4 separate regions of the Mus musculus genome follow, and regions 1, 2 and 4 are each linked to region 3. The links are chromatin loops, found by intact Hi-C in ENCODE. Cell type or tissue: heart. All regions are shown on one strand. Region 1 holds the start of Tirap (toll-interleukin 1 receptor (TIR) domain-containing adaptor protein). Region 2 overlaps Cdon (cell adhesion molecule-related/down-regulated by oncogenes). Region 3 has its middle 27 kb from the start of Cdon. Region 4 has its middle 23 kb from the start of Gm33974.

Region 1 (5,000 bases), 230 kb after region 3:
CTCAACAAGGTAGAAGAGAACCAACTCCCAAAAGCTGCCCTCTGACCTACACACATGCAATAATAATGTGTAAAATCTTTATTTCATTTGTGCGTGTATGCTGGGGGTGGGGGCAGATGACAAGGGAGTCCTTCCCTCAAGCTGGAGTTACATACAACTGTGAGCCACTGGATATGGGTGCTGGGCATCAACTCAGGTCCTCTGGGTGGGCAGGTACTCCAGCCTCAGTTTCTTGGCCAGGTAGAGTGGCCCAAGCCTTTAATCCCAGAACTTAGAGGCAGGAAGATGAAAAAAAAATTCATTCATTTTAATTACAAGTTTGAAGCTAGCCTAGGCTATTGGGGAGGAAATCTTTCCTTACAGGATGCAAAAATGAACCTGGCTGGAAGAGAGGCAGTTTTCACAAGCACAGCTGGGCAGAGGCCAAAGGGAGAAGCAGAGATGTCCTCGCCAAGGAGCCATCCACCAAGTGTGAGCAACTGCTGGGTGTCCAGCTGCTGGGGGTTGGGGTGGAGGGTGGGTGTGAGACAGCTCTTTCCCAAAAGCTTTTATCCCTAACAGGATAAGAAATGGTTTATTCGGGGCTGGTGAGATGGCTCAGTGGGTAAGAGCACCCGACTGCTCTTCTGAAGGTCCAGAGTTCAAATCCCAGCAACCACATGGTGGCTCACAACCATCCGTAACGAAATCTGACTCCCTCTTCTGGAGTGTCTGAAGACAGCGACAGTGTGCTTACATAAATAAATAAATAAATAAATAAATAAATAAAATCTTTTAAAAAAAAAAGGGTTTAGATATGCTAAAAAAAAAAAAAAAAAAAAAAAGAAATGGTTTATTCTTGAGCCATACCTGAGTGACCACGTCCCAGGAATATAGATTTAGGTTATCCTAAACTGCATGTTTCAGTGTGGAAGGAGCTTCACAACGTTTTAAATTGTTACAGAACAAAGTCATAAATCAAGCCAAGTTTAAAATACATTGTCGGGCACATCGCAGAGGCAGTACAGCAAGACTGGGGCTGGGGAGACCTTTGCTGTAGGACTCAGGTGTTATCTGATGATAGCTTTCGGGTTGGGCAGCTAGGGATCTGCTCAAGGTATGGCTGGCCGATCCGTGGGGTTTAGAGCTAGCTGAGCCTCCGGACAGGCAATATTCCTATCTCTCCAACTCACTGCAGTTCTAATCAGTAAGTCAGCCTTTGCAGACACAATTGCTTTCCAGGAATTCTTATGAATATTCATCTCTCACAACACCAGCATCCAGAGAATGTAATTTTGATGAGTAAACCTAGAAAGATCATTCATGAACAGCGCCACGGCATCAACTGCCTCCCTCTGAACAAGTTACAGGTTGGCTTGGCTGGAGAGAAAAAGAAATCAAGAGTGGGCTAATAAGGCCTTACACCAGCCCATTCTACTCCTGCCACCTGCAGTATTTCATGTGAGTTGGTTTTAGGTTGGTGTTTTAATAACAATATTCCCTTGGCGTTTCACAAAGCTCACAGCAGGAACTCTAAGAAGTGGAGGCAGAGGACTTAAATATTTCATCAGGGCTTACCAACACTTTGCCCAGCCACCCTTTTTTTGCAGTTATTTTGGTACCCTTGGAAATGCAGTTGAAATGCCATTAGGAAATCCCTGCCCTGAAGGCCAGCACTTTTGGCCAGACTGATTCCAGCCTGTGGGCAGCAACCTTAATGGGACCCATATCCCAGTAAAAGAACGGACCTCCCAGGGGCTAGCCGGCTTCTTTGTCCACTTAACCTACCTTACTTAAGGGGATGAAAGTCTCATTTTCCCCAACCGTGCGAAAGAAGGTAAGGTCTGCACCTCCCTTTCTGGAGTTTTCTCCTCGTCCCTTTGCCCTCACACAAGACAAACCGCGGCTCAGGGCTTCACGGCAGCCTCAGGGAGCTCGGGTGTCTGGGTTCAGCCTCGGGTCGTAACCAGGCAGCTGGGAATCTTGAGCGACGCGGACTGGCGAGCGCCCCCTAGGGTCCGGCCGGCGGGTGTGGGCAGGAGAGTGGCTAGTGCGGGCGGGAGGGCCGTGGCCGAGGAGCTTCCGGGAGCCGGGGCGCGGGCACTTCCCGGACGAGTCTGCAACCCGCAGCGTGGAGCCGCGTAGGTGAGCGGGCGGCGGGGACGCGGGGCGGTGGGCGGACGGGCCCTGCCGAGTCAGCCCTTTCCCCGGGACAACGCTCCCCTGATCCGCCCCTTCCAATCTGGGGTCCAGCACTCCCCCGAAAGCCGCCACCTTTCTGTGGCACCGATGCCAGCATGGAGCTGTTAGTCCGGCTGGGCTTCAAGCAGTCCGGCCACATCAAGTGGCTCTCCCTAGCTCCCTGAAGTCTCTGCCCTGTCATAACCTGGCCCCTCTGGGCTTGACTTTGTGGCAAAGTTCTGCATTAGTGTCACTTTATTTAAAGTTAAGAACCCACTGGGCGTTGCTATCACGGTCATTTAACGGGCATCCACCAGGGATTACTACAGTGCCAAGTACCAGAGGGACTAGGGGAGTAGGAACAGTTCGGTCCTTAGGTCAGACACTGGCTGGCAGGTAAACCAGAAACCCGAGAAGCGCAACTAGAGAAGGAAGTAGGGAGTTCTCCATCGGACAGACCTACCCAGGAATGACTCAGAGGAAGCCTTGCTTTGTTTTCAGACTTTAAGAAACAATATCAACCAGCATACCGAAACACAGATCCCGAGTCCTACCAAGCCACTTTTCACAGGCTTTCTTGTGTAACCTGCATCCAGAACAGTAAGTCTATGTACGTACATATGCTGCTTGATGTATAACATCATGTCGAAAAGGTGGACTGTGGACTGGTCATCCGATTTACTGAACATGGTTGTTTTCAGCTTTGGCCTGTTTTGAGTTTGTGTGACTTTTGTACCTTTGCTCAGTTTGATAGTGTGCAGTAGCTTTCTAAAACAGTTGTGTTTGGGGCCAGAGCAGAGGCTCGGTGGTTAAGAGCACTGGCTGCTGTTTCAGAGGACCCTAGTTGAATCTCCTCACCCACATAGTGGCTCACAAACATCTCTGTCACAAACTCTGGTTCCGGATGACCCAATGCCCTCTCTGGCCTCTACAGGCACATGGCATGAAAGTGATATATAGACACACACACACACACACAGGCAAAACATCCATGCACAGAAACGAACATTTTCTAAGCTAAAAATAAAAACTGTGCTTGCTGGCTATCACAGCAGACACCTGTGATCCCAGCACGCTGGTGGAGGTGAGAAGAGGTAAGTTCAGGGCCAGCCTGGGCTATCAAACCCTATCTCAAAACAAAGCAAGCAAGCACAGAAGTTACGGCAGTCACTCCCAGCAGCACATTCTGTGTGCTCCCATTCTTCCATGTCCCCATCACGCTCCAGCCAGCGGCCTTCTCTCTGTAGCCGTTCTGCTGACTACACAGCTTTGAAGCCCGGAGGTTTCAATTTGCATTTTTCTGAGGCCCGGTAAACCGAGCATCTTTTGGTCTGTTGGTCATTTGAATATCCTCTCTGTGAAATGACTATTCAGGTCTACTCCCCAACTGTGTGTCTCTTAGCAGTTTATAGAGTTCTTGAAATATTTGGGATTTGGACGGTTGTTAGATACACGTTTTTAAATGTTTTCCCTGTCCCAGTAGAGTCTCCTTACTCTCCTAATGGTATCTTTGGAGCAAAAGTCTTCACGTTAATATTTTCCAATTTATCATTTCCCCTCCTACAGACTGTATCACATTTGATTTCTCCCCTTCCCACCCCCGCCCCCAAGACATAATGGTTCTTGAACCTGTGTCTCAGCACTCAGGGCGATTGTTGTGAGTTTGAGACCACCCTGGCCTACATACTGAGTTCTAGGCCAGCCTCTACAGAATGAGACCATGTCTCAGAAAGCAATTTGTATTTTGCTTTGTCTACTCCAAAGTCAGAAACTAGGTCATATATTTTCCTATAAGATCTTTATTGCTGGTGACAGATAACTCTCCTATCCATTTAAAATGTAATTTTCATGGTTTGAGATGCAAGATTGAGATTAATTTTCCCCACAACACTACTTAAGTTGACCTAATACTATGGACTGCAAAGAGCACCTTTCCGGGCTGGTGGTATAGCTAGCTCAGTAGATAGAACGCTTACCTGCACAGAGCCTTGGGTTGGATGGCCAGCATGGCCTAAAACTGGGCTTGGTAGCCCTTGCCAATAATCCCAGCACCTCAGGTGGAGGCAGAAAGCTCAGAAGACGTTCAATGTCATCCTCAGCTATCTAAGGAGCTGTAACAAGCCTGGGGTAAAACAAACCTTTTCTACTGACTTCAGTGTCACCATCACCATTATTGAAGGCAGAGGATTGCATGGCTGCAGGTCTGTTTAGTGACATTGGTTTTCTGTTGTTGGCTTCCCCTTCCCTGGCAGTCATTCTGCCTACACTGCTGTTGTTGCTTTACAGTAAATCCTTTTTTTTTTTTTTTTTTTTTTTTGGTTTTCCAAGACAGGGTTTCTCTGTGTAGCCCTGGCTGTCCTGGAACTCACTCTGTAGACCACGCTGGCCTCAAACTCAGAAATCTGCCTGCCTCTGCCTCCTAAGTGCTGGGATTAAAGGTGTGTGCCATCACTGCCCAGCTCCAATAAATCCTTTTGACTCCGGTAGTGTGCAGGTCAGAGGCTGGCCTCAAGATCCTAGGCACTTTCTTCAACCTTTTCCCCACAAGGCCTTTTAGAAAGTGTATTAGGAGCATAGTATATAAATACATTATGTAGTTATAGATATTTTCAGAACAAAGGCAGTGTTTTTGAACTAAGAAATTTAAGCATTCCAAGAGCCAATTTGAGAAATATGGCAACGTTAAGTTTGCTATGACTTCTCTTTGGTTGGTAGGATATGTTTCTCTATGACTAAAATACAATGAAGTGTTTCTATTTTAATGCCTTTGAGGAACTCACAGCTCCCCTTCCGCAAGCTCTCAAATGTTAGGATTACAGGCATGTGCCACAATACCCAGA
Region 2 (5,000 bases), 83 kb before region 3:
TGTATGCATCCTCTTTGTCCTTTCATATTGCTCTTTCCTGACTCTCCTAGGGCAGCTCAGGAGGCCCCAGGCATAGGAGCAGACCCCTAATCCAGTTTCATTCAGAAGAAACTGGAGAAAGGACTGGATGCTGAGGGTTTATGAAGAACCCATTCTGTGCCTCAGTCATATCTCAGGGAATAGGAGGGCTCAGCTTCCTGTTGCTCCCTCTATTCCTTATTTTATGGTCTAGTTCCTTCAGCCCCAAGATGCCAAAATAAGTAGTATCCTTATATATCTTCTACCAGAAATGGGAATTTGGCTGGGGATGCAACCATCAGCACAAGGCAACCAGAACACCTCTTCCCATGGGAAAGAGCTGAACTGCACATTCCCAGGGTCCTCTATGACAGGCAGCAGAACCTTTAGGAGGCACAGAGCACCATCTCTGTACCCTGTGAGTCTCTCTTGCCCAAGTTCATTGATGGGATAGTTAATACCATCCATGCTCTCACCTCCTAGTGGACCCTGCCTTCAGTGCCTACCCAGCTGTACTAGGAGCTGCAGGCACAGGAGTCGTGGTGGCATTGGCGACCTCTTTGTTGGTGTTCCAGTATGCTGCCCGGCACCCACACACTTTCCCCTGTGAGTGGGCATCTGAAAGGATGGGCTGTTTGACCCCATAGGGTGGCCAGGTGTAGACACACCTGAAGGAGAATCTAGACTCTTCCTATGCTGTGACGTCATCCTTTGAGGATCAAGACCAGCCAACCTTAGGCACTGGGGCCATTCCCCTTAGGCTCCTGAGGCTCTGTACGGAACCCACTAGGAAGGGGAGGGCCATTTTCCTGTGGTCCACACTGCATTGGTCAAGTAATGTTCTTTCATTTTTTTTCCCCCAGGCCTGAGTCGGCTGCTTGTTCCTATGTGAGTGTGCCACTTTTCTTTATGGGGTCCAGACTTTTCTTAATTAGAAAGGAAAGCTAGGAAGGTGTAGATGCCCGTAACATTTCTCTCTCTCTCTTACCCACCTCAGGGAGCACGAACAGCAACAGAGGGCCTCCAGGGAAAGCATCGAGGCCCCAGCAGGTAGGCACCATTTGTGCCAATGACTACACGAGTCCTCTGCTGGTTTCCTTGCTCTTCCCTGTCCACTTGTGCTCTTTCTAGGCACTGAAACAGCATCTACCACCTCAAGTTCAGACCCTATACAAGAATCCATTGATGCTCCAGTAAATGTCACCATCACAGTGACTGCAACACCATAGGACAATAATGGTGCAATGGGCCGAGGAAGGCAGGTAGAAGGAGGCAGCCGGGTGTGGTGGCACATGCCTTTAATCCCAGCACTCGGGAGGCAGAGGCAAGCAGATTTCTGAGTTCAAGGGCTTCACAGAGAAACCCTGTCTCGAAAAACAAAAAACAAAACAAAACCAAAACCAAAAACCCAAAAAACAAACTAAGGAAGCAACTCTCTCTTCCCCATCCAACACTCAAAGATCAATTACTTCCAACTCACTATCCAGGCTCGAGAAGTGGTCCACGGCCCACTTACAGTGTTCCACGTGATAAAAGGAGCCCTGGCGCAGTTTGTGGCAGATAAGAGGAAAATCCACAACTGGAGACAACATGGAAGGCATCTGAGCATCTGAGAGCAATTGAAAATGGTACAGGGAATATTCTCTGATACCAGGGAACTAAGAGCTGAGCTCTTGAGAGAGAGAGAGAGAGAGAGAGAGAGAGAGAGAGAGAGAGAGAGAGAGAGAGAGAGAGAACAAAAGCACTGGGTTGAGTAATCCCTAACTCAATTGTAGCTAATGTCTAGCACAGCTCTTTCAATAACAACTTCTGAGATGGTTGCTTGGGTCAAGCTTTATTGGCAAGAAGAGCCAGGTGCCTAGGTATGTGTTCCCTTTGTTCAAATCAGCTTAGGGGCGTCACTGACCACGCAGCGGCCAGACTCCTGCAATCTGTGCCAGCAGAGGTATTCAGCAACACTCCAGTCACCAGGCCTGGGGGAGCTGGCTGACAGAGAGCAGAGGCTGTTCCAAAATCACACTCTGACAGCTGCCAGTGTGAGTCTGAAATCTGGGCGAGGCACAAGTGAGCGCTTGTTTGGCTGAGAGGGGGGAAAAGTCAGGGCTGCTCTGCGGAGGGAGGACAGAGCCAAGCAGGGGCTGATCTGCCAGCAGTACAGAAAGTGGCGCCTGACAGGAGACAGAAAACGGGGAGAAACCTAAGAAGCTTCTTTGGTTCTCACACACTTAGGCCTTATTAGAAAAGGGTTTCAGCTTTCCTCGTAGCTCTCAGGATGGGGCCTGAGAGTTAAAAGCGGCTTATTTGACTATGAGAAATGAAATACAAAATGGCCACACCTGACTGAAAGGATTCTGTTGATTTTCTGGTCAGGGAAGATAACTGACTTCCACTATTCAGGGAAATAAAGCAAGTTTCTGTGGAGGTGCTATATTCCATCCTGGTGCTCACATTCCACGGATCCTGAGGTTGTGGTAACAGACACTATGGGAAAGAAGAATCTCTCTCCTCACTTCTCTCCCATCCTCTATCTCAGCTAAGCTCCTGTTAGGGTCCCTCAGACTCCCTAGTAGACACCTGCTGTAGTCTTGCTCCCTCCCAGAATTGGGAGTCACGATAAGGGAGAGGTGGCTGGGCCCTTGGGTGTTCACAGGGCCTTTGTAGAACAACAAGGCAGAGGTTCTGGAACATTTCCAAATAGGACATTTATATACTCTCAGTCACAAGCCACTCTGTGTCCCCAGGGGTGTGTGTGTGTGTGTGTATGTGTGTGTATGTATGTATCCCTCTTCACAGGCGACTGCACGTGAAAGCAGCATTCTCTTTTAATATAAAATCATGCCAACCAAATAAAACCTGTCAAAACTACATCACTTAGAGTATGTACAACTTCACACATAACAGCACAACTTTAAGGAAAATAAAACATATTTTTTCAATATAGCACAAGGCATGCATCGCAGGGCCAATGCTGTAAGAGCGAGCAATACAGGTAAAGAAAGGACAGTTCCGAACAGTCTCTCGGTAGTGCTGGAGCTGACGCAGAGATGTGACGTGATCAGCCTGGAGTAACAACTGTACAAAGAGAACCCAGCAAGAACCGTTTAACAATGAGATCACCTCAACAGTTTAGAATGACACAATTAACCTGTACCCTGTACAGCACCCGTCACCAGAGCCAGTCACATAATTGGTGAACAAAACCAGGAAAAGGAGACATGATTTACTAGGACTAGGGAAGCTTAATGCTGAACAAAGGCTCTCCCGAACCACGAAGAGCCCCTACCAGCTTCATGGTCAGTGGGCCAGTTGATGGTTAAATCTTCATGAGGTTAGGAAAGGGTGGGATTGGGTGAGGGTAAGGGTAGAGTATCAAGGAGAGATTCCCGAACATGAAGTACTTGGTAAAGAGCTCTGCCAGTCTGAGATGCGGGTGGACAGAGGGAAGCCCCACCAGCTGCAGCAGGGGTGGACAACAGCACACGTTCTGGACTGGTTCCACGGAGAGTGAACCATAACACTTCCAGAAAGCAGGTAAAGGGGGCGTGGTGATGGGTCAGGTAGAGTAGGCTCCAGAGCAGGCTCTAGCTCACTTGTCGGCCGGGAATTCCATGCCTACTCTATTTGTTGTGGAGGTCAGATGAGAAAACAGGGGGCTAATAAACAATCGTTTCTCCACAAATGCGCACCATTCCATTTTGGAATGACTGGTGACCCCTCCCCCACATTTTCCTATGTCCTCTTGATTCCTGGGGAAGTGACACTTACTAGGACCATTTCTGGTGACTGTGCAGGGCACAAAAGTTCACAGAAACTCACAATAAGGAGAACTCAAACTCCTAAATATAAAGGCAATTATATAGATTTATATTTATATTTATATATCTCAATATATAAAGCCATTTTTATAAATAAAATACAATAAAAGGGTTAACACTTAAAACAGCGTTACTAATCATAAATAAAGCAGTCCACAATGAGATTGCCCTAAAGGTAAAGGAATTTCATCTTCCTCATGGGCAAGCCCCATGTCAAATTCAATCTTTAAAAGCAGTTCTGACCTAAGGCTCGAGCCAGCATACCTGTTTCATGAGTTACAGTGAACAACTGACTGCCCACAGACATTTGTTTCCCGCTTTCCAAAACCCCGACTCTGAGACAACTTTGTTTCAACTCAACTGGCAAAGCACACAGTAGGTCTCTACACCGTACTTTGCAAGTCAAGATGTAAGGCTACAAACTACCTCCAAAACTAACTGCATATCTCTTATACTATGGCCATGAACCCCAGGATCATAGAACTCGCTTCTACAGCAGCCCGCTACCCAGCTATGGAATTCTATTTACTGCATTTTTCAGAAGGAACGCTTGCGTAGTGGCCCCTGCTGAAACAGTACATTTCCACAAACAGTTCTATTTATAAAAGATACAGACATATGTAAGGGAATACTGACAAATGTATATAAAGTTGATTAGTACAGTATCTTATTCTCTTTCACTGCAATTTGTGGGAAATGAAAACAAAATGTATCCTGGAATTGTCTGATTCCACATAAAGAGAATAATTTTGTTGTCCCCCCCCCCCGCGCCCCCCCCCCCCCAAGGGATACACCATTCAAAAGCAGATCTGTGATCCATCAGGGCCTGGTTCAAGTTACTGAAATGCATTTGTAGCACCTGGGGTTTCTATTTCACACGTTTGTATGAAAAGCCTTCCAAAGGCAGCCGCGATGTCCTTGTCACTCAGAGACCAGTAACTGCTTGCATGGATCCTGCTGACTGAAGCCTCAGTTACTGTTCATAATGACAGCGACCAGAAAAACTATCCAAAAATGCCCTCAAACCCTTTCTTCAAACTAAGCCTTTCCCGGCATTCTGCTTTGGTTTGGATACTGTTTTCCAAAGGCCTATCCATCTCTGTGTTCAAGGTCTGAGTCCCATGACAACATGTTCCCGAGATGGTAGAATCTTGAGCAGGGAAGTGT
Region 3 (5,000 bases):
CTAATAACATAGTACAAACGGCTCCCTCAACAACAGGTCCCCAACAAGTTTTGGAGAAAAACAAAAACAAAACAAAACAAACAAACAAACAAACAAAACCCTTCATATCCATTGCTGCTACTTTGCTTTTTTGTTTTACTGCTTGTGAGATAAATTTCATTCCCCATATTAAGGAATTTCAACGAGCATAAACAGAGTCTCAACGTACGGAGATTGTTCAGACTGGATAGAACTCTTCTCCACAACAGAACTGTGTGGCCCTGTTCTTCAACGTCTCCCGGGGCAGAGCATCTTAGCTCTACTCCCCTCAATTTTTGATAGACTTTCTTTTAAATCAAAAAGCAGTCTCTGCACACAGAGTCACATCTGTGTGTGTAAACATTCTGCTGTTACATTTCCAACCCAACGAGCAGGACCCTATAGTTGAGTTGGTTATTTCTGCTAAATTCTAAGTATTGATCAAGGAACTTCATCCTAAACAGGAAAACCATACCCTAGCTCATATACTCCCTTCTCTATCTTGAAGCTCCTTCCTTCACCTCCAGGAAAATAGAAAAAGAAAGAAAGAAAGAAAAGAAAATGAATGTAGTATCAGAGGATTTGGTATATGGAATTAGAAACAAAGGTAACTGAGTTACCTCCAACTCAGTGTTACATTTATTAAAAAAAAAAAAAAGTCATGGTTTTTTGGTTTTTTTTTTTTTCTAAAGCTATTTTTCTTCTTTTTTTTTTTTTCTGCCAGTGACCATATACCCCAGGTGCCAATAAAATAAATTTCAAAACACACAAAAGACTATAACAATTTGAAACACATGAATAAGTACTGCACACAACAGCATGGGTAAACTGCACAGGGATAAAGACTCGTTCAGAAATGCAGCCACTGTATGACTCTTTCACCAAGTTCAAGTACAGGCAAATTGACCCTATGGCAAAACTGATCAGCAGCACAGCTGTTGGCTGCAGGGGGAGAGGAAGGCTGAGGAAGAACTCCCTAGACAACTGAATGCAACTGGAGCGCTAGAGATGGGACAGTGCTTACCTAATGTACTTACCTAACTTCATTTGGCTACCTGCTGCACACAGGAGTGTACCCTTGGGCACACCTCTGCCTAGATTGGAAAAAGCTCCACACATTGTTTCCACCTGCTTTCTACGTCTCAAGTGGAAGTTGAAGAACTATTTAACAGATGAGGTTGTAGCAATTACACGGGACACATTGTTACAAACTTACAAGACTTCCTCCTTATTTAGAACTTGAAAGGAATCATTTTTGGACCAAAGTAACACACAAACAGGCGCTGGAGGAATCTATAAAAATGACAGCAGCTAACATTTATAGAAGTTTTACTATCTGCCGAATGTTTTACTTTCCTTTACTCATTTAATCCCACTGAGGGAAGATATCCTATCCACTTAATCCCCATTTTACAGATAAAGGATCTAAGGCTAGGTCAAGACCATTGCCTAAGCTCACATAAACAATAAGAGGAGTAGCTGAAAAGCAAGTTCCATGTCAACCCCTTAATTCAATTTCTATTACAGTACCATAAAAATAAGATCAACTCCACAGCTTCCAGCAAGGAAAGGAGCAGAATGTGTAACCTAAGTTCAATAACGTAAGCAGCTTACACACTCATTTTCTCTATTCAACGGCACATCCTTGACATTCAAGAATTGAAAGCGCCTACTCATATTCCAACTCATATACAGCAGAACAAAATGTTCTATAATGGTGTTTTGTTTGTCTGTTTTTTAATTATCCCTGGCTATCAAAATATATTATACAGCAACTAAACCGTGAAGGCAAACAGGCGCTGACTTCAGAGTTTAATCTACTTCTTAAAAGGCATGTCCGGGGTGACAGAGGAAAAGAAGTAAACATGTTCTCAAAGGGGGGATTCTTGATATTCTAAACATGTGGTATTGTAAGAACCTGGTACAGGGCTACATGGGAACGGGAAGAAAAGAACAGCACTATCTACACGATTTTAGATAGCAATAAAACATATCTCAGCAGCCATCAAGCATGCCCCCACATTCAAAATGAGCTGAAAACTGTTCACTCTGTGATTCACATTCCCAGAAGATGAGAATCAATTAACGATACTACCCACAAACTCCAAACCAGTCCTCTGTGAAAAGTACACAAAAAAGGAACTGGGCTAGGAAGCTGAAAAAAAGTCGTTCCCAAAGTATATGGAGGGCAGAGCAAGAGGCGGGCAGAAGGAGATACACCAAAGCTTCTCCACAAATCTGCTCCAGAATGGTTCTGGAAATTCTATTTTCATTTACTTGGGGCTGCTGGCAAGTCGGAATGGCTCAAAATACTAGAAAGCCAACAGAATCGTTTTAAATGCTAACAGAAATGAGAGACGAAATGACTTTAAACTCTATAAGAAGAAGAAGCATAACAAGATCATATGGAAACAAAGCTATAAACTAAAATATGCCCATTCAAACAAGCATTTCATTTCTGCACAGGCAATTGACTTGCCATTAAAAGCCTGACTTTGCTCTCAAATTTTAAATTATTACACAATACACCAGCCCTTACAGGCAAAAGCACACTGTAATACCCTTTCACATATTCATCCAAAGAGCAGTCAAAAAAAACTTACCAAGGCTGCAAATATGTATACGCTTGAACTTAGAAGGAGAGCAGAAAGCAGCGCCTCTCTGTGCTTACACTAGGGTTCGCTTCAGTGCTAAAGCACACCACCACAGCCCTGCCTGTAATAAAGTCCCCACTAGCAGTCTGCCTTTGGGTTGGGCTTTTCTCTTACAAGATAAGCTGTTAAGTCATGCCTTGATTTTAGATCTGCTAACATATGGAGCCTTCTAATGCAGCCTGCTCTCCGCCCCCTCTACTCCCCCTCCCATTCACTACTCAGTGCTGCTCCCTCTCCACGCATACACATACACACATACAAAAAAGGCACTGCAGGGCAGAAATTCCTCAGGTGCTCGCTAATGGAATTCCCAGGGTCTAGGAGCCGCTTCGGGGATCAAGAGATCTCACAGCCCCTGCTGGGGTAAGGAGCAGCGAGTCTGTTCCATTTAATCAAATACAGCATGAATTTTCAGCTCTATTCACTAGCTTGTCTCCAGGGCTCTCAAAAGGCACCAGGCAGCTAGAATCACACACATGTGGCTCTTTTAGGCAAGTATAATTAGTTTGATTTTAAAAAGCCACATTAATAATATCACCTCAGGACCATTATTCAAGGGACAGATGACAATGATACTGTATGTTTTAAGCCTGACAATGGAGGGAGAGTGCCCAAACAATGAGAGAAAACTTGAAGGATTTAAAAACAACAACAATAAAAAACCCACAGCTTTTCATTTCAATGTAACCCAGGATTCCAGTATTTAAAAGTGACGTTAAGTATATTCTTGTGCCCAGTCCCTTAATTTTAACAGTAAACAATTACAGCCCTCCCCTCCTGTGCATAGTGGATGCAGGCCACCTACACAACAAAAGTTTGGATACAATATAAAAGTGTAAATAAAAACAATGTAACATTTTCTAATTCAATCTAGGTGAGTAAAAAAAAATCTCTTGAAAAAAGCATCAGTCATAAATAAATAAATAAATAAACAAATAAAATAGCCGGATATTAAAAACAACTCTTTCAAAGAAGTACAGTTAGAGTTCAAATTCCTATTTGAATTGGTTTTTATTAAGTATTAATGTCATTAAGCTAAAGAATGACTATCTGGTAGGTAACTGTACTGTCCTAGCTATAATTCTACATAGTAGAGATGCTGATCACATGATGTTAACTAATAACACACGTTAAAACAAATTTTCTAACTCATTACCCTTTATATTTTTGATTTCACAAAGATATCGTTTAATTCCTGACATCACTTCCCTAGTATTTTACTTAGAAACAGTCATCAAATTTTAGTCTACTTGTTCTCCAAAGAAACCACCCCAAAGAACAAAAATCCTACTGCCATTAAAAAGAAAAACAGAAAGGGGCTGTCTAGAGAGCCACGAGAGTGCACACACAAAGTGGGAAAACAAGAGGGGAGCATAAGAAGCAGCTACTACACTTTACCTGATCCTGTGGAGCACCACCCTATGACACAAGTTTCTATCCCTGGGCACTGCTCTTTATATATGCCCTGAGGATAGGGGAGGTCCTATCTTAAAGTGAACTTAAAGCCTCCCACAAAAAGTCAAGCCACCTGCAAAATCCGCCAGAGGTAAGGGAGATGCAGGAAGCAACCTACACAAGCTAGATTCGTGTATGTCAGATCCTCCGGTTCTTTGTACTTCCTGCTTGAAAGTCAGTACTGTTTAAGTACTTTGCACAGCAGAGGCTGATGGGAACCACAGCAGTCAATCAAAGCATCCCTAGTGAGTTACTACACAAACAATAGCGCAGCACCTCCAGCAATTGATTTTGCTGGGTGATTAAACCATTCAAAGAAAGATTTTCCAAATACTGTATCCGAGTTTTTGCAAGAAAGTTAAACAATATACATTTGTGTGTTTTATAGAAATATAAATGTTTCTCCTTTGCACACTGCCAAACACACACCCAAGGCACGTCTTTACAAAATGAAACAGGTTTTCTCCATCCTTCTCATATAACTAAAAGTATGTGGCAGTTTACTTCAACATGTGCATAACAGAGACTACAGTATTCAGTGCCTCTCTAAGGTGCTATTTCGAGTTTAACACTAATTTGATATTTTTCTGAAGGTTTTCCTTCATCTTATCCTAAAAGTTCAACCATCTATAGCTCACATTTTCATCTAAAAAGAGACTGGAAAGTTAGAGTTATTTAGAAAGTAAGAGAATGTCTAGAATTATATTAAAATTAAGGCACCTCTTCTCCAGCCACCTACCCACCTCCTTGTGACTACAGTCCTTGAGCTCTGCTAAATGTCTACTGGGAATTGGAGGGGTATAGTATCAGTGAGGAATGGGCTCTGAATTAACTCAGCCTCTTTCATCATTCCTGGCATTGGCCTGAGACAAA
Region 4 (5,000 bases), 84 kb after region 3:
CTGCAGATAACCAGTGACTTCAGAAGTGTGTCTTTCTCCATGTAAGGCCTTAGAATTGACAGCAGCTCTGGGCAAAGCTTTGATTAGATCATTGTGAGAAATCCTAAGGCAGAGGACCTAGCTAAGTTGTACCTAGACTCCTGGGCCACAGAAATTGATAATATCTGAGTGTGGTTTAAAACACTACGTGTTAAGCAGGGCATACTGGTGAATTGCTAAGCTCATGAGAGTTGTAGGCTGGAGACTAACCTGGGCTGCATAATAAGAAGCTGTTTCAGAAAAATAAGCTCAGTAATAGAATATGCAAGGCCTGCATTCAGTGCACACACACACACACACACACGTACACGCACACACACACACACAGACACCCACACAGATGCGTGCACACGTGTGCACTATATTTATTACACAAAGATGAGTAGCCAATACACGTTCTTTGTGTTCTTAGCACAGCATGTGGCACATAAAATAGAAGTCTCCCTGAGTGAATGGATGAGCAGATAGATGGATGAACAGATGATAGTAAGAAAACTCACCCAGCCCAAGAAAGGTCTAAGCAGCTAGTTCCAAAATAGGGCTCTTTCTTAGAGCTGTCTGTCTGTATCTTTGTCCTGTTTTCATTTGTGACCCCAAGTCCCTGCCCCCTGCTTACCGCATTTAGTCATTCTTTGAATTTTTATTTTCCTCCTTTAAAAAAAAAAAGAAAAAGAAATACAACTCTCTCTAAAATATCTGATCTGGGTGAATTGGCATGATTTCTGATGGAAAGCAGTCTTGTCCAGAAGGCTTTACCCACCCTGCTTAGGAATGTGGCTGCTGCAGATATTAAAACAGACCTGCTGGCGTCTGCACTGAGTGCTGAGCCCTGCCAGAAATGACCTCAGCCTGCACAGCAGGGTTCTTACCTATGAAATGCTGCTGCTCTGGGCTGGATCACAACAAAGGCCTCCTTCCCTAAACCCTTCTTCCTCTAGATACCTCAGACTGCACCCTCTACACCAGTGTCTGAGGCACAACCTTGCAAGCCTGGAGCTCAAAGTCAGGAGAGCAGTACTCTCAGGACTCCAAGAGAATAAATACTGTGAGGCTCATTGTCCCTATGCAAGTGGCTTTGGTTGAAGGATGTGAGTCTTACGGCTGACAATCCTCTACTCTTTTTCCCTTCTCCTTCCTGTTCCTTCTCCCATAGACACTTCTGAGGGACATCGTTCAGTTGACACAATAGCAAATTTTACTTGTGCTATAAGGGGCACCCTCCAGGAAAGGCTAAACCAGAGACTGGAAATCCTCATCGAAGTCTCTTCACCATGAAGCTGAGCGTCCAACCTTGGTCTTGGGTTTCAACCTGCTTCACTCCATTCCCACTGTAAAATGTGAACACATCAGAGAGGAAGTAGAGATTTGTCCAATATTAAATTTCCCAGCAGAGTCTCCACCATAACATATCCCAGCCTCCAAACCCAGCCTATCCTTTTATACCCCCAACAACTGTAACAGCCAAGATTTGCCCACCTCATTCTTTATGATGCAAAGCACTTTTACATTCCCTATTTCTCCCAAGAATGTTACAAACTTTTTAGCCCCATTTAGTAAATGAAAATATGTCAGCTCACGCTATATTACCCCATGCTTGCCCTTCGTCCTTTCCTTCCATGTCAGCCTCTAGAGAAAGCTGAACTGAGCAGCCTCATGTAGCTAGGACTGACAACTGTCTTCAAGTCTGGAGACCTAGATTTTAAGTTCTGGGCCTGCTACTAAGAAGAGGTGTGACTGAGTGAGTGGTCTACTCTGTTTGACAGGCCACAGAGCAAAAATGAGTCAGTTAAGAATAAATACATTTCAGCCGGAAGTGATCCATATGCAAATGAGATGTAAAGTGAGAGGCAAATGAGTACTTTTGGATACGAGTCAGTTGTGGTGGAAAAAGTCCGGAGTTATGGTCCAGGAGACTACACTTTAGGGTCCTGCTTGACCCCTCGCTCACTGTGTTACTGCGGCAACCTAGTTTCTCTGAGCCTTCACTTTCTCATTCATTATAAGTGATGAAAGGTTTGAGGCTGCTAAACTGGGTGATCTTCAGAGTCACTTCTTGCTCCAAACCTTGATCCTCTGATTCAGTTTCCCCTTGGGAAGAGACAGTTTTCCAACTCAGTGGGCAGCGGTTTGCTGTTGTACAATCAACAGCATCTGGAGCTGATGCAGGAAGGGAGGACCCCTTAGCCAGCTCCTCAGAAGAGGCCGGTGCCTTGTCTCCACCTAAACATGCGCCTCCATTCTGGCTCCCCTCTCCCAGCCTTCAATATCATGTCATTGGGACTTCCTGTAGGAAACAAGATGAGCTCCCAAAGTCCTATGTCCTTGACTGTCACTAGCCAGTGATTATTGCCCAAGTCAGTTACACTCCAGACAGACTGGCACTTGGCTGATCTCTTCCGGAAGTCTGGAGGCCTGGGCTGAAGGTTAGTCACAATCCCCAGTGCCCAAAGAGACCCAGGGGAGTCCTGCAGCTGCTCTCAGCTGTCGGCTGAACAATGCAGACCCTGTCAGGTCCCCAGCTGAGCCCTCTTTTAGGGTTGTTCAGATTGCAGTATTAACTGGGGGCCATTCAGCTGCTTCCTGTTCCTTGAGCCTCAGCATAGATTCCTTAGCAAAGATGCTTAGCCGGGTCTTCATCTAACCAGAGCACCAGCAGCTGGGGGGTGAACGAGTTTCAGCAGTCTCATAACATAAAGCCAAACTTCTCTCTCCCATTGGAAAGGGCCCCAGGGGACCAAGAGCCTCTGTTTTCACACGTCAGCCAGGCCCAGGGGTAGAAACACAGCTGGGTTTTCAGAACCTTTAGGAGGTAATGCTACAGATTCCTGGGTTACCGACAGGAGTCTTAGTGACTATCACAAAGTCCCACCTCAGAGCTAACCCTCCGGCTACAGTTGGAACTCAAGGCCAATCTAAGGATATATAGGGGGAAATGACGCCTATTACAGCAACCATGTTTCCAAATGGCCCAAAGTAGGAATCCTGGTCCTTGCTGCCACCAAGTCCACTCTAGTCTCTTCTCTTGTGAGGCAGGAGAATGGACTGTCCAATGAGGACCATAGCTCAGTGGCAGTCTAACATGGAGACATGTGGAGGGGAGTAGCCTGGCACTGATCTGGATGGTCAACGAATACCAGACATCCTCTGCACCCTCCAGAGCAAACTGGTTTCCTTAACGCTTTTCTCAAGTCCTAATGAAAACAAGTTGGAGCCGTGGCTGGGGCTGGTGTTGGGGTGGGGGCTGCAGCATGGAGTTTATAGGCACTTGCATTTTCTTAACAGCTCCCCTCTCACTCACACATTCTTCTACGTTTTTCCCTTTTATTAATGTGGCATCCTTCCCAGGCCACTTTATGGGACCATGTGTGTTTTCACTTATGCCCTGATTGAGTTTGATCGAGTCTCTCCCCATGAAGAACCCTTAGATCTTGCGCATGGCCTTCCTCACCTCACCCTGCAGGGTCTCATCATTTCAGTTGCTCCAGGGCTCTTGGGCTCATCTCTCAACTCAGTCCCAAGTATCCCATGGTGTTTCTCACCGTGCCTTTGCCTTAGGGTCATACCTCATCTGGACCCCAAAGAAGACAACTCAATTTGATGACTCACCCAAATCTGCAATGACTCCTGGAACCTGGCCCAACAATCAGCTCTGCCTTGGAGGATGAAAAGAAAGATTTGCTACAACTGAAGATTTTTCAAAGGAATGTGCTTCAAGCCCTGAAGGCCATTGCCAAGGAGCAGCTCTGAGAGAACACAGCTTTCCAAGGGGCCCCGCTTTCAAAAGCATGGCATGCATTTTTGGAAAGTCAAGCTTTGGCGTGCTTATTAAAAAAGATATTCGTGGTGCTTGCAGCAAGTCTGCACGCTGAGCTTTTCTGTCCTCATCAGCCCAGTTCCAGGAACCAGGACGGAATCTAATGCTTGCTTGTTCTCTTGGAGGCCTGCTTCCCTTTATTCATCGCTGATATCTAGAAGGTTGCTTTGTTTCACTCGGATGTGAAGTGGCAGGCTTGGTGGCAGCCCTGTGATCATTGAAAACATACCCTCTGGGACCTGCAGTTCCTTCCTCTGTCAAATGAGGAGTCCATACTCTGCCGAGTAGTAAGAAGAGACGAAGTTGTATCTGTTCAAGGTCTGGCATACTAGAGGCCCTGGCAAGTGTTTGGAGGTTGTTATTAATACTAAACACTTAAACAATATCTACTGGCATGTGTGTGAATTGCTTTTATTCCAGACTTGCCTACCTTGTTCCCTCTGACCTTTCCAGGATATCTGTAGACAGCATCAGATTCCCCATTCCCTGTCCCAAAGGAGTCTCTGGGTCTTTTGGAAAGTACAGTCTTGGGATGATTTTCCCAGCAGGCTCTGGGAGAGGCATTAATCCCACAAGGCTTGATGTGGGAAGTTTTTACAGGTACTGTTCATCTGGCGGGCAGATGGAGCTTTGTTGCAAGATACACTTCTGTCTTCCAGATGGGAGCGTGCCTGGGAGTCCCGAGCTTTGACTAGCTATCTCTTCTTGGAGCCAGTATGGGAATATACATGAATCTATAGTCTTCTTCTGGCCGTGCGTCCTTGAACCAACTTACAGCTGGTTGTGCCTGTGCCTTTGACCCTGGAACTTGCAACTATTTGATAATTTCCTTGTAACCTCCACATTCTCCCTAAATATTCGTTCTCTCTCTCTCTCTCTCTCTCTCTCTCTCTTTCTCTCCCTCCTCCTTCTCCTCCTCCTCCCACCCCACCCCCGATTTCCAGGAGGAAGAGAACAAAGCTGGCTATAGTAAAGGTCATACTGGCTATTTCCCCATCAGATATGCACTTCCTTCTTTACAATGTTTATCAAGGAGCTGACTCGAGATGCAGAGGGCTTCTAAAAATGAAGTTACCCCCACGATATTTGAGCATTTTTCCTGAGGGAAGATGGAGTTAAGGAACCTTTGTTTGTGGCTGCACTGTCT

Evidence for each region. Hi-C counts contacts between places; a loop is a spot of excess contacts. Peaks named below come from ENCODE experiments on the same cell type or tissue, not always from the same donor. Only the 100,000 strongest peaks of a DNase experiment are listed, where the experiment ranks them.
Region 1: it touches region 3 in a loop (2.5-fold over the local background); 1 of 42 quality-filtered maps calls a loop at or near these places.
Region 2: it touches region 3 in a loop (2.3-fold over the local background); 1 of 42 quality-filtered maps calls a loop at or near these places.
Region 4: it touches region 3 in a loop (2.0-fold over the local background); 1 of 42 quality-filtered maps calls a loop at or near these places.

Annotation. Positions count from the first base shown.
Region 1 is chr9:35,196,981-35,201,980 of GRCm38, reverse strand. It overlaps Tirap (toll-interleukin 1 receptor (TIR) domain-containing adaptor protein), which reads left to right and starts at 2,016. Exons shown (of 7, transcript NM_054096.2): 1 at 2,016-2,124; 2 at 2,662-2,770. In heart, a CTCF peak has its summit at 1,983 (motif pointing left); a DNase peak (open chromatin) is centred at 2,000; H3K4me3 peaks cover 1,704 bases; H3K27ac peaks cover 1,846 bases.
Region 2 is chr9:35,505,469-35,510,468 of GRCm38, reverse strand. Cdon (cell adhesion molecule-related/down-regulated by oncogenes) reads right to left here. Exons shown (of 19, transcript NM_021339.2): 19 at 2,817-5,000. Gm1113 (predicted gene 1113) reads left to right here. Exons shown (of 12, transcript NM_001378295.1): 9 at 502-624; 10 at 882-906; 11 at 1,016-1,068; 12 at 1,150-1,247. The coding sequence ends at 1,247. Among named protein-coding and RNA genes, the nearest start is that of Gm1113, 10 kb to the left of the region's middle. In heart, no CTCF peak of the experiment used is centred here; a DNase peak (open chromatin) is centred at 2,048; H3K27ac peaks cover 1,637 bases.
Region 3 is chr9:35,422,687-35,427,686 of GRCm38, reverse strand. It overlaps a transcript of Cdon not described here. Among named protein-coding and RNA genes, the nearest start is that of Cdon, 27 kb to the left of the region's middle. In heart, a CTCF peak has its summit at 2,670; no DNase peak of the experiment used is centred here; H3K4me3 peaks cover 1,704 bases; H3K27ac peaks cover 768 bases.
Region 4 is chr9:35,338,481-35,343,480 of GRCm38, reverse strand. No RefSeq gene overlaps it. Among named protein-coding and RNA genes, the nearest start is that of Gm33974, 23 kb to the right of the region's middle. In heart, no CTCF peak of the experiment used is centred here; DNase peaks (open chromatin) are centred at 860 and 2,510; H3K27ac peaks cover 2,626 bases.